Linked DNA regions of Homo sapiens: region 1 is linked to region 2. Evidence: chromatin loops called from intact Hi-C (ENCODE). Cell type or tissue: sigmoid colon. All regions are shown on one strand. Links, peaks and the distances in the headings refer to the core of each region. The heading gives the core; the rest is flanking DNA. Region 1 has its middle 450 kb from the start of TBX3. Region 2 has its middle 530 kb from the start of TBX3.

What was found. Peaks named below come from ENCODE experiments on the same cell type or tissue, not always from the same donor. Only the 100,000 strongest peaks of a DNase experiment are listed, where the experiment ranks them.
Region 1: it touches region 2 in a loop (3-fold over the local background); 1 of 110 quality-filtered maps calls a loop at or near these places.

Annotation. Positions count from the first base shown.
Region 1 is chr12:115,133,881-115,138,275 of GRCh38, reverse strand. No RefSeq gene overlaps it. Among named protein-coding and RNA genes, the nearest start is that of TBX3, 450 kb to the right of the region's middle. In sigmoid colon, for the core only: no CTCF peak of the experiment used is centred there; a DNase peak (open chromatin) is centred at 2,285; H3K27ac peaks cover 287 bases.
Region 2 is chr12:115,207,371-115,211,765 of GRCh38, reverse strand. No RefSeq gene overlaps it. Among named protein-coding and RNA genes, the nearest start is that of TBX3, 530 kb to the right of the region's middle. In sigmoid colon, for the core only: no CTCF peak of the experiment used is centred there; a DNase peak (open chromatin) is centred at 2,375.

The DNA.
Region 1 (4,395 bases), core at 172-4,171, 73 kb after region 2:
GATTTCAAAAAGTCTACAATTGTGTAATTTCTAAAATCCCCGACCCATCCCACTGAGCCAAATGAGAATTCTAGAAAATGTTTTACAATGATAGGAGCTGATTGAACAAGCATGTATTGGATGGCTATTGCTTTTATCCTCTCGAATCCACTTTCCTTTCTTTGGGTAAAACCCCGCAGTGTTCCCTTTGAACTATCACCCTTCCCCTATTCTCAAGCCATATGGGAAATGTCAGCTGATTATCGCCTTTGGCGCTGAGAATGGGCACATGACAATTCTGACCAATCAGAGCATGCCATTTTTTTCTGGTTAGTGATTGGCTCAGGAATGAACATGTGACTTGAATTCACGCAATGAGAGTCACTTCTCAGAGGTCTGGGAGAATTATGAGTAAAGTGACTTTCTTTGTCCAGCCAAGACTGATAACCTAGAAAGATATAAACCTGGAGCTTATATGCAGCCATCTTGGCCAGTTTCAGAATGAAGCCAACTAAGAGGAAATAGAGCTGATCGAAGGATAACTATAGGTTCTGACAATATGGTTTAAGTGCCTGAGTGCAGTCATGACTAAAGCTAATTATATTTCTCCAATATTCTTCTTAAGTTTACATGAGAAATAAACTCCTTCAAAAAATGTTTACATGACTTTGAATAGGAATTTGTTTTTTTGTTGGCAACCAAAGAATAAGTGGCCAAATAGTAGGAATGTGAGTACAAACTGCTGTATATTTCCTCAGCCACCACCTTTAGCAGGGAAGAGATTTTAGGCGCCAGGATACCTTGATTCTTGTCCCAGTTCTGCGGTGCTGACGATGCGACTCTGGGCATATAGCTTATTCACACTGTGCTTCAGTTGCTTTTTCTGTCAAATAGTAAAACCTGGGTAACTTGATGAATGGCTCAGAGATGATGCCTTAATCATTTGGTTCTGAGAGATAGAAACCCACTCTAACTCAAGTAAGAAGACATTTATTGCAAAGGTCTAGAAAGCTCTCAAATCGCTTGAAGGAGGAAATATATTTGAGCCTTACAAGGGCCTGGCATTCCCTCGATCTTTTCTTTTGGGTGTTCTGGGAGTCTCCTATCCACTTTTTTTGTTTTTTTTCAGTGTCTCCTGTTTTCTTTTCTTTCTTTGTAGATGAGTATTATTTGCCCTATTAAAAATCTCCCCAGACTTGGCAGTGCTAGTCTCAGCATTAGGTGGTTCAAACCTTAGCAGTGCCCAGTCATTATCTCAGAATCTCTCATTCCAAATTCCCAGGGCAAAGAAATTGAATTGGCTTAGCCTGGGCCAGGAATCCAACATGTGGTCACAGAGGAAAGGTATGGCAGCCCCCTCTGGGACTGCAGAGGGACAAATTTTCCAAGGGAAGATTAGGTAAGAAAGAACCTCACACAATTCATTACACACAGTAGGTGCTCAATAAACATTACTATTTATTCTTACGTTTTCCTCTTCTTCATTTTACAACTCCTTCATTCTTTTATTTTTCTCCTCACCATACCCTTCCTCCTCCTTTTCTTCTTCCTCCTCCTCCTTCCCTTGCTCCTTCTTCTTCATCTTAATATTATCAATGGTATTTGTATTACTATTAGCATAACTTTCATTTCTCAAAATCTCTTCCTTAATTTTGAATGTGAAGAAATGAGAAAATAATTCGATTTCTAAGCATAAGTTTTAGAAAAGATCCTCTTTGATTCTTAATTCCATCTTTAAAATGAAGCTAATGATAACTGACCCCTCATGTTATGGAGCAGTTGGGAGAGCAGAACACAATAATGAATTTCAAAGAGTTTTGTCAATGTGAGCATTGTCGTTACTGAGAATGTCCCTCTCTGTGCCCCATCCTCTTGAAATTGCTAATAACAATATAGTATTCAGTCTGTGTTTTTCTAGTACCCACAAAAATAAGTGCCATCTTAAGACTAACTAATTTCTCCAAAAAACAATGCAGACCTCCCTTTTTTTAAACAAGATATTTTTCTCCAGTGGATTTAATTAGATCATGGTTCAGTGGACCCCAATAAGTGCCCTTGAAGACTTTGCTCTTGTCCCTTTGAAATGGCACAGTCTATAAAAACCAAAACAGAGACGTGCTCCTTATTACACTATTATTTAATCTGGATTCTCTCCAGCCTGAGCCCTTCCAGACAACAGCAGCTTCCAGTGGAGTGGGTGATGGGAGGCCGGCCTCAGAATAAACACCATGTGATTCCTGGAATTTGGAGGCTGTCTCTTTCCACTGCCCTTGCACTCTCTTCGTCGGCAGATCCTGGGTGCCGGGCAGCTTTATTACATCCTGGCGTGACCGAGGCAGCCACTTAGCTTGTCAACAGCCAGCAGCCAAGAGAGGAGTCTTCCATCAGTGCCTGACGCTTGGCCAAGTCCCCCATTGGCTGCAATGGGCCACATCCTTAGTGAGAACAGAACCTGAACAATTGGGCTTTTGTGCTGATGGTGACCTGGGTGCTGCCTGATCTGGATTAGACCGGCTAGAGCACAGGAGATGGGTGAAATGTGCTCATGTTCAGGACCCCTGTGCCAAGGGCTTTTTTAAGGAGGAAGTGTAGAGTCAGACAGACTGGGTTTGAGTGTTGTGTGACCTTGCAGCTGCCCTTACCAAGATATTGTTTTCTTTTTTGAAAAATGGACATAATATCTACTTCTCAGATTTTTCTCTAGATTATGTACAATAATGTATTTAAGCATCTGGTAGAAACCTGGGCCATATCACCAATTCAAAAATCAATAGCTGTTATTCCTATGTGTGAACTTGAGATTATAGGCAGGGCAGTAGATCCAACCCCACTTTTTTGTTTCAACGCAGTTAGAGTTTTGAACTGCACACATTAAGTATGCATATGCCAAACAAATTTAGCCAAAAGGTACTTTTAACATTTTTTAAAATTTAGAAATAGAACCTACAAATAGAAAATATGCATAAATGATCAATTTAATGATTAAATCAAGTGTGCATGCAACTATCACCTAGGTCAAGGAAAAAAAATATTACCAGCACCCAGAAGCCTTCCATGTCACTTCCCAATTACATCCACCTACATTCAACCTAGAGATGACCCCTACTATGACTTTTATGATAATTATCTTCCAGGCTTTCCTAATAAATTTTGCCACCTATCTATGTACCAATTAACAATGTAGTGTACAGTTGCATAGATTTAAACTTCATAAAATGAATCATACAGTGTGTATTATTTCTGTCTTTTTTAATCATTGTGATGTTTGAAAGATTGATCAATGCTCTCACATGTAGCTGTAGTTCATTCATTTTCATTGCTGGAGAATAGTCCACTACTCAGAACTGTGTCTTTGAAACAGTTATAAAGCAGCCTGCTAACTCCTGTGTGGTGCAGAGCCTTCGAAGATGGTCACCATGCGTTCCTCCCCATCTGTACATGCGTGCTGTCCCACTGCAATGGTGGACTCTGCCCTCCTCTCCTTGACCCCAGGATGGCCTGGTGACTTGCCTTGGCCTACACAATGTGAGAAAATGACCTTCTAAGATTTCTGGATCCGGGGCTTAATATGATTAGCAGTTTCTGCCTCTTTGAAGGCAGCATCATTTAAGAAGTTCAGTGACCTCAAGCTCACCATTCTGTGATATAAAGCCCAGGGTATCTATGAGAAAGGCCATGTGGGGAGAGAGAGCAATGCTCAAGTAGGCCCCACCTGTTCCAGCCTTCCCACCCACAGCACTGGTCATGAGAGTTTCCACATACACTTTGGACATTCCAGTCTCAGCAGTTGCCATGCTGAACAGAAGAACTGCCCATCTGAGCCCAGCCCAGCTTGCAGAACTGTGAGAAAGAATAAGTTGTAATTAATGTTTTTTCGATTGACAAATAATAATTGTACATATTCATGGGGTACATAGCATATTTCTCATCTTTTTCTGATTGACAAATTTTCTTTTTCTGGAAAATGGACATAATACCTACTTCTCAGATTTTTCTCTAGATTATGTACAATAATGTATTAAAGCATCTGGTAAAAGCCTGGGACATATCACCAATTCAAAAATCAATAGCTATTATTCCTCTGAGTGAACTTGAGATTATAGGCAGGGCGATAAATCCAACCCCTCCTTTCTGTTTCAACAGAAAATTATTTGATCAATTTTCTGATCAAAATTTTTTTGATTGACAATAATTGTACATATTCATCCTCATCTCAAACATTTATAATTTATTTGAGTTGGGAACATTCAATATCCTCTTTTCTAGCTATTTGAAATTATCTAATACTGTTACTAACTATAGTCATCCTTACCGTGCTTTAGAGCATTAGAACTTCTTCCTATCTAGCTGTGATTTTGTACCCTTTAACAAATCTCTCCAATATCCCTCCTTTCTTCCTACTTTTACCAGCCCCTA
Region 2 (4,395 bases), core at 281-4,280:
TTAGGGTGTTTCAGGAGAGGCAAATTATGAAAAAGAAGTGAGAGAGAGGAGACTAAGGTCTGGAGAAAAGTCAGCGGATGTGAAGATCAGGTGGTCTGGGGAAACCACATCTGAGAAAGGCAGAGGGGGTGAGAGGAGCATGTGGAGGCCAACAAAATGAAACATGGAGTCCTCTTTGAAGACACTTATCAGTAAACAGGAGGAACATGCCACTGGCATTTTCATTTTGCAGGTGAAAAAACTGAGGCTTACGGGCTTAAATATCAAGCCCCAAATCCCTCTTTGAATTAAGTGGTTGAGCGCAATTCATCCATCACACCTTCCATATTGCCTCAAATTCTTCAGCTGCTTTTCTTTTAAAGGGAGGGGCTTAGAGGCCCAGAGCTACAGAGTCTCAGGTGGGAAAGATGCAGCGGGGTGCACACTGGGAGAGGGTGCGGATACAGAGCATGCTGCTGCTGACTTCGCCGTTTTGCCCTGCAGACCTTGATAAATCTACAGGCTGTCCCAGGCTTGCAGCCACTGGCCTCTGCTTAACAGGCCCCAAATGCCAAGCCCTCCTCCCTCTCAGATATTTATTGGCAAAACTTGCTCTGGGGACAGCCTTTGTCCTGCCCCTCCCCTGTCTGGGACTGTAGCCCCTGTCCTGCAGCCTCCTTCTTGGCTCTGTGTCTATTGGATTTCTTTTAAAACAGCACACAAGCCCAGAACTCTGAAGCTGAAGATCCCTGGAAATCTGGCAGGTGTTTGGGAACAGCGTGGGCCTCAGCAAGTTCTTCTTGGAGCAGTGTCTACTCCTGCCTCTACTTCTTGGTCAAGATTGCAGCTCAGAGTAGAGCCCTGGTTTCTGACATGGTCACAGATGACTGAGGGAGCTCGTCCAGCAGCCTTTGTTTATTTGAGGTTCTGTTCTGGAAGGGATTGGCTTCCTGAGCAAAGAGGTGGTGGTAACTGAGAGTATTAAGACCATAACAATGGCCAACATACGGAACAGAGCAAAGAAGGTACAACAGTAGGAAGATAATGTATGCACAATATCTGGCATGCAGTAGGCAATGAGTAAGTGTTTGCTGGTTGAATGAACAAAGGAAGGAGAGATTAAAGGAAAAAGGAAGGAAGAGAAGAAAGGAAGGAAAATATGAGGGAAGGAAGAACAGAGGAAGGGAGAGAGAGAAATGCTCTGACTGTAGATCAGGATACCTGGGTTTGTATCTGTATTAGTCCATTCTCACACTGCTAATAAAGACATACCTGAGACTGGGTAATTTACAAAGGAAAGAGGTTTAATTGACTCACAGTTCTGCATAGCTGGGGAGGTCTCAGGAAACTTACAATCATAGCGGAAGGGGAAGCAGAACATCCTTCTTCACATGGCGGCAGCAAGTAGAAGTGCCGAGCAAAAGCGGGGAAGCCCCTTATAAAACCAATAGATCTCGTGAGAGCTCACTATCATGAGAACAGCATGATGGTAGCCACCCCCATGATTAAATTACCTTCCTCTGGGTTCCTCCTATGACATGTGCTATTATGGGAACGACAATTCAAGATGAGACTTGGGTGTGGACACAGCCAAACTATATCAGTATCCCAGTTTTCTTACCCAGTAGGTATGTTTGTTGAACCTCAGAGTCTAATAATTACTTTCAGAATCTGATAAATGGGGTTAAGAAAACATAGCCCTTAAAGATTCAGGAGTACTTAATAAATAGGAAAGTCTTAAAAATAATTAATCACCATATACTAGCAAAGTATAGGCTCTGGATCCTGACTGCCTTGAATTGAATCTTGGATCTGCCATGTATTAGCTGCGTGACTTTGAGCTAGTTGAATAACCTCTCTGTGCCTCAATCTTTTCATCTGTAAAATGGAAATAATAAGCATGTCTTTCTCCTAGGGTTGCCGTGGAGGTTATCTAATACTTGTGTAGTGTTTAGAATAGAGGCTGGCACAAAGTCAGGGCTTAACAAATGTTAGCTATGTTATTATCAGAAAGGGGAAGTCACTTGTTCAAAGCCACACAGAAGTAACTGGCAGAGGCAACCCAAGTCTGTCTGATCCCTAAAGCCCCACTTTTAAGCACAGGTGATGCAACAGAGATAGAAAGAGTCCCTTCCTTTGTCCGCCTTCTTTTGCTCTCTTGTTAACTCCAGGCACGGGTGCCTCAATATGCTATGTCCCTGGTCAGGGCTGGGAAGCTTGCCGTCGCTCTGTTCCCAGCCAAGGCATGCTCTCTCTTCAGTTTCCATTCTTGAAATGGGCCAGAGCCTCTACATAGGGAAGAAAGAAGGTCTGCAGGCAGGCTTGGCCACCCAGCTACGCACAGCTCTGTGGGATTCCTTTCTTTCTGCTTTCCTCTGCATGTCAGCATGACAGAGACCAGCCCAGGCCTGGTGTGCCTGGACACTGTCTGTCCCAGTCTTGCCCAGAACGCCCCACAGGGCAGTCCTCCAATGCTGGAGGCAGACACCACAAGCAATAAACGAATGGGCTGACCACCGCTGGGCAGCTGAGAATAATAATAACAGTAACGAATTGCATTGTTTACTGCGCGTTAGGAACAGGGCTGCACTCTTTACAAATAGGACCCTGTTTAATCTTCACTTCATCCCAGTGCAGCCTTTCTTATTAGTTTCCTTTTTACAGATAAGGAAACTGAGGCTCACAGAGGTCAAACTCTTTGTCCCAAATCACACAGTTTTAAGGAGAAGAGCCAGGATTCAAAGGCAATTCTGTTTGGTTCCGAAGTCTGGTTGTTATTCTCTATGGTACAAAGCCTTACCTGTTTGGCTGCCATGAATACTTTTTTCTTCCTGTTTTATGCAATTGGTCCAATACCAAAGGCCAGCTGAGAAATTAGTGATTCCTCATCACAGCCAGTGACAGAGCACCTAGGCCATCTGGCCCTGCCTCTCCCTCACCCTGGTGTGTAAGGCTCAATATGATGAATGCAAATACATGCAAATCATATGCAGAGCTGTCTGTCCCATTTTCTGAATTCCAAAGGGGCCCTCCAGAAAACTCTAGATCAGTATTTCCTAAATTTTAGGTATTTAAATACCATTTATCAATTCATAAAATCTGCATGACTACTTACTAACATTTTTTCTTTAAACCCAACTTATTTTCTTTACCAAAATACATTCACCCCAAAAGAAGAAAACTGAAGTCACCAACATAAATAGAAAACCATTACCACTGACCACAAATAGAAATGAAACCTACCAATAAATGTAATGAAAACCTTACAATGGTACTAGTAATCTCAGCTTGGTATTGTGGCCTTCCTGAAACTTTCAGGAGGATATTCTCTCTCTCTCTCTGGCAAAGGAGGGAGTAAGCATTAACTACCACAAATTTAGCCATTGAAAACGAAATATTATATTACAGACCCGTAGGTCAGAAGTTTCGGCACGGCTGGTCTCTGTTCACTTCTGAAGGCCCTTGGGTTACAGAGCTGAGGTCTCCATTCCCTTGCTGGTTGTCAGCTGGGGGGCGCTCTTACCTCCAGGAGGCCTCTCTCTGGTCTTCATGCAGGGCCCCCCACCTCTCAGAACCAGCAATAGATCCTTCAGTCCTTGTCATGCTGCCATCTTTCTGGTTCTCTGCAGCAAGGAGAGGTTCTCACGTGACTACATTGGTCTCACATGGATAATCTGGTTTAATCTCCCTCACCTAGGGCCTTGACCTTACTCACACCTGCAAAGCCCCTTTGCCAGGTATGGAATATCTTCACAGGTGTGAGTATCTTTGGGGGCTGTTAATCTGCCTGCCACAGCACATTAGCAGCAAACTGAGATGGCCTTGGTAGAATTACAAAGAGAGAAGAGGGGAGGTGGAGGGAGAAAGAAAGCAAACAATCAGCTCACTGAATGACTCTATATAATTTAAAGTCCTGTCTATGAACCACCTAAAATCATTCCTGGAAAATTCCTTGCTCTCTCTTACATCTTGCCCTGCCATAATCACAGCTGATAAGCTTTAGATGGCCTCAGTGGAAGGCATTATTTCCTTATCCTGGTCTCCAGGTCTGGGTCTGGCCAGGCATTGAGCCTCCATCTAAAACAGGAAGGAAGCAATGAAATGTCTCAGAAAGACTCCCCAAGAAGTTCTCTTCTTCCTTCTGGGCTGCCTGAAGATCCCACAAAACTCTCTAAGCTCAGAGTTGGCCCTTCCAGGTTTACTTCCTGCCTGAGAGCAAAGGAGCCCCCTCCAGCACTCTGCACGCTGCCATGTGCCATTCAGCCATGATCCGTGCAGGCATTAACAGCAGGCCTGGGGAAGACAAGACGTGTGTGCAGAAAGCATTGGGTGGCTGGCTTCTTTCTCTAACAGGCCTGGTCTCTCGCCCTTTGCTAATTACTTTGATCCTTTGCACTTTGTAAAAAAGCCCCACAA